Regions from separate parts of the Homo sapiens genome. Here region 2 is linked to region 1. A link is a loop called in an ENCODE intact Hi-C map of the cell type or tissue named here. Cell type or tissue: PC-9. All regions are shown on one strand.

What was found. Hi-C counts contacts between places; a loop is a spot of excess contacts. Peaks named below come from ENCODE experiments on the same cell type or tissue, not always from the same donor. Only the 100,000 strongest peaks of a DNase experiment are listed, where the experiment ranks them.
Region 2: a loop joins it to region 1, with 14 times the contacts of the local background. A loop is called at or near these places in 2 of 110 quality-filtered maps.

What each region holds. Positions count from the first base shown.
Region 1 is chr5:142,526,270-142,528,769 of GRCh38, reverse strand. No RefSeq gene overlaps it. Among named protein-coding and RNA genes, the nearest start is that of FGF1, 160 kb to the left of the region's middle. In PC-9, no CTCF peak of the experiment used is centred here; no DNase peak of the experiment used is centred here; H3K27ac peaks cover 1,575 bases.
Region 2 is chr5:142,361,636-142,364,135 of GRCh38, reverse strand. The region is part of intron 3 of SPRY4-AS1 (SPRY4 antisense RNA 1); the gene reads right to left. Among named protein-coding and RNA genes, the nearest start is that of SPRY4-AS1, 38 kb to the right of the region's middle. RefSeq lists enhancers at 1-528, 529-1,248, 1,038-1,332. In PC-9, no CTCF peak of the experiment used is centred here; a DNase peak (open chromatin) is centred at 1,185; H3K27ac peaks cover 1,930 bases.

The DNA of each region.
Region 1 (2,500 bases):
CTTGCCCAAGGGATCAGCCATAAGTCTGATCAAGCCTCTGAATCAGTTGCCAATTTGCAGGAAATAAAAAGGACATAGGCAAACACGCTGAAGTGCACCATGGGATCGAAATGGACCAATTCCAGACCGTGGGCAACTCTACGGGTTGAGTACCTCTAATTTTTCAACAGATAAATTCTTTTTTTTTGAGACGCAGTTTCGCTCTTGTTGCCCAGGCTGGAGTGCAGAGGGGCAATCTCAGCTCACTGCAGCCTCCGCCTCCGGGGTTAAAGCAATTCTCCTGCCTCAGCCTCCCAAGTAGCTAGGATTACAGGTACCCGCCACCATGCTCAGCTAATTTTTTGTAATTTTAATAGAGACGGGGTTTCACCATGTTGGCCAGGCTGGTCTCTAACTCTTGGCCTCAGGTGATCCCCTTGCCTTGGCCTCTCAAAGTGCTGGGATTACAGGCGTGAGCCACTGTGCCTGGCCTCAACAGATAAATTCTAAGGAAAAGAAAAGAATGGTGAGAAATCTGTTAAAGAATCTTTTAAGAAATTGTTTTAAGAGGGAAAGACCAAGCTGTAGTATATAGGAATACATATTTGGGTGATAAAACTATTTTCTAAACTATGAGGAAGTGATTAAAGTCGGGCCAGCAGGAACTTTCTGGGGGAAGGAAGGAGTAGGATTGGACAGAGCCCAGGGTGGACCTTCTGGAGGAGGCAGCTCAGTTATGTTTGTGGACCTGGGAAGGGTTTGCCTTAGAATAATTCATTAAACTGTATATTTGTTTTGTAAGATTTTCTGTTTCTGGCTTTTTGTTTGTTTACAATACAAAGGGTTTTTACAAAGAAATAATTCTGAAAAGCAGGAAGTGAAAAAGTGAAACAATTATAGCTAGAGAGGTCTTCTCATACTGTTTATGGTTAGAGAAGCTGAAATAAGAAGCTGAACTCTGCTAGAGAGGCAAACAATACGGGCAGTTTACCTAGAGTGATTTTTCATAAGGGTAATCATCTTTTTGGGGAGGAAACAAATTAGAAGGGGATTAAGCAGTTTAACAGATGTGCAGAGAAAAAGGCTAGAAAAGGTATATACGGCATTTGCCTAGAAAGGATATACAAGGTATTTGCCATGGCATATTTTGAAATAAAGCATTATGAATGTTATTTATATTAATTCATGTTCCTTATCTAATGGTTCAACAATGTACATATATTGATTTTGTGAAACAAACCATTATTTTTCTTTTAAACTGGTTAACACCAGTCAGTAGAGTGTTTCTCTAGGTCCTGGTGGACACAACCCCTGTAGCAGTCTTAGATCCTGAGCCTGTCACACTCTGCCCCAGGCATTAAGAGCGTCCCATTCACACCCTTGGCTTGGATAGGTCCTTGCCCACAAGGAAACCTTTAGGTCATCATTTGGCTTCCCATATTACTGTCTTTCAGGGAGAGAATGCATTGAAGAGCTAATGTGAGCATTCCTGTGTATTTCATAGTAATATTTCTCACTGTAAATTAATACATGTTAAAGTACTTGTAGAAGGATTGGCTTAGGTCAAGAAGATGAACACTACTTTCTCTGAAAACCATGAGAAGGATAAATGATGAGATTTATTATTTTATACTTTAAAACCCTGGTCTATTTTTCTTCTGGACATTAGGATGAATCATCTGCTGAGTCCAGGGAAGGCTGGAACAGCTGCAAAAGGCAATGAGAAAGGGCTGAACCAAACACAGGTGAAGGAATTACTTCCTAACCCTCCAGATCCTACCTTGCACTGTCTATGCTGGCTCACCAGATCACCAAAAGGCACCCAAATTCCTGATTCAGATTCAGCTAGGACATACTAACACACTTAGAAATGCCATTCCCATCCAAGCTTAAATATTCACATACATATGTTATATATATAAATATATATATTTTTTGAGACATTTTCTATTGCCCAGGCTGGAGTGCAGTGGTATGATTTCAGCTTACTGCAACCTCTGCCTCCAGGTTCAAGTGATTCTCCTGCCTCAGCCTCCCCAGTAGCTGGGATTACAGGCATGCACCACCGCACCCGGCTAATTTTTGTATTTTTTTTTTTTTTTTTTTTTTTTGTATTTTTAGTAGAGACAGGGTTTCACCATGTTAGCCAGGATGGTCTCGATCTCCTGACCTCGTGATCTGCCCATCTTGGCCTTCCAAAGTGCTGAGATTACAGGCGTGAGCCACCGCGCCCGGCCTAATTTTTGTATTTTTAGTAGAGACGGGATTTCACCATGTTGGCCAGGTGGGTCTCAAACTCCCGACCTCAGATGATCTGCCTGCCTTGGCTTCCCAAAGTGCTGGAATTACAGGCATAAGCCACCGAGCCTGGCCAATATTCACCTATATTCTTTCCTAATATATTTGTGTATGGTTTCATGTTTCAAATTTAAATCCTTAATTCTTTTAGAATTTGTTTATATTTATTACGTAAAGTAAAAATCTAATTTTATTTTTCCAAATATTAGTTTGTCAACACCAT
Region 2 (2,500 bases), 160 kb after region 1:
AGCCTGGGTGACAGAGCGAGACCCTGTCTCAAAATAAATAAATAAAAATAAAAGCTTCAGGTGGACAGAGCTTCATCAGGACCTCATCTGAATGGTCCAGCATTAGAGGGCAGAGTACCCTAAGCCCTCTTCTCTTGCCTTCCCACCCCTTTATCCTTTTCCTCTCCATAAATAACAACCAATGTTATAAGGGTTTGCTGCGTGCAAGGCACGGTGCTGAATACCTGGCACATATCTTTTTTTTTTTTTAAGACAGGGTCTCGCACTGTTGCCCAGGCTGGAGTACAGTGGCATCACAGTTCACTGCAGCCATGACCTCCCTGGCTCAAGCCATCCTCCTGCCTCGGCTTCCTGATTAGCTAGGACTACATGCACACACAACCACACCCAGCTGATTTTTGTATTTTTTGTAGAGACAGGGATCTCTCTATGTTGTCCAGGCTGGTCTTGAACTCCTAGGATCAAGCAACCTGAACATACGTTATTTCACTCTCTCATTAAACCTGTCAGGCACTGTGATGATCCCATTTAACCAATGAAGAAATTGAGACTCAGAAAGGGTTATAGGACTTGCCCAAGCCAGTAAGGGGCAGAATCAGCAAACCAAGGTCCATTGGGCCTACAGCCCAAGCTCTCCACTACAAGTTTCCTCTTTTCTTTTTTTTTTTTTTTTTTGAGGCGGAGTCTCGCTGTCTCCCAGGCTGGACTGCAGTGGCCTGATCTCGGCTCACTGCTAGCTCCGCCTCCCGGGTTCACGCCATTCTCCTGCCTCAGCCTCCTGAATAGCTGGGACTACAGGCGCCCGCCACCACGCCCGGCTAATTTTTTTTTTGTATTTTTAGTAGGGACGGGGTTTCACCGTGTTAGCCAGGATGATCTTGATCTCCTGACCTCATGATCCGCCCGCCTCAGCCTCCCAAAGTGCTGAGATTACAGGTGTGAGCCACCGTGCCCAGCCCCTTCTTTTTTCTTTCTACTGTTTACTGCTTATCCTCTGCACAGGCCAAAGGCCTCTCCCTCACCCTAAACCAGGCCCTGTACCTGTGTGGGTTTGGGGGCTACTCAGTAAGGCCCTTCAGGTGGAGGAGTTACTGTTTCTGAGATTTCTCAAGAACAGGAAACTTCCCCTTGCTGCCTGCAATAAATCCAAGCCTGCCTTCCTTTGTGATTTCACCCCGGGAGCAACACTCCAGCATGACTCATCACTGGGCCGGCAGGAGATCTCCTCTGGAGACTAGAGGTGACCTTGGCCAGGCACTCACATCCTGTGCCTGTTTTCCCGTTTGTCAAGTGGACAGCCCCAGCCTCCCCACCAGGCTTGTTGTGAACTATATGGCTGAACACAAAGCTTGTAGAAAATAATTTTTGAAACAGAATCTAAAATACTGACAATTACTCTAACTTCAGCCTATGTCCCACACACCAAACCAGGATCTAAATCCTTCCCAACCTTAATCCTGGCTGCAAGAGTTCTCCTGCACTCCTGCTGCCTTCTTGGTGTATGGTCGAACTAGGATTACTGGAAAAAAGACAGCTGACAGGGACAATAACCCGTTTTCCAAATGCGATGGGTCACTCCTCCTTCGGCTCCCCCATCACCCTATATTATAAGCACTTAGTTAATATCAGCTAACATTAATGAAACCCTGATTGAATATGTAAATTTATATTGTTTTGCTCTGGCAGGGCGCAGTGGCTCATGACGGTAATCCCAGCACTTTGGGAGGCAGAGGCAGGCAGATCACCTGAGGTCAGGAGTTTGAGACCAGCCTGGCCAACATGATGAAACCCCGTCTCTACTAAAAATACAAAAACTAGCCGAGCCTGGTGGCGCATGCCTGTAATCCCAGCTACTCAAGAGGCTGAGGCAGGAGAATCGCTTGAATCTGGGAGGTGGAGGCTGCAGTGGGCCAAGATCGCGCTAGTGCACTCCAGCTTGGGTGACAGAGTGAGACTCTGTCTCAAAAAGAAAAAAAATTATTTATATATATATACACATATACATATATATATACATATATATACACGTATATATATATATGTATATATATAGTTTTACTCATGTAACCCCTTATTACTAGACCCACTTTGCAAATAAGAAAAATTAAGTTTCAGACTGGTTGATTACAGAAACTCAAAGGTCACACACAGCTGGCAGGTGTCAAAGCCCAGATTCAAGATCGGGTCTGTCAATCTACACACTGTACTGTCTTCACTTTGTTTTAAAATTACAAATCCCGGTACTACTCCCTAGCCACTTTCTCTGCTTTATTTTATTTTATTTTTTGAGATGGAGTTTCGCTCTGTTGCCCTGGCTGGAGTGCAATGGTGCAATCTTGGCTCACTGCAACCTCCACCTCCTGGGTTCAAGCAATTCTTCTGCCTCAGCCTCCTAAGTAGCTGGGATTACAGGCATGCGCCACCATGCCCAGATAATTTTTTTTTATTTACTAGAGACATGGTTTCACCATGTTGGTCAGGCTGGTCTCGAACTCCTGAC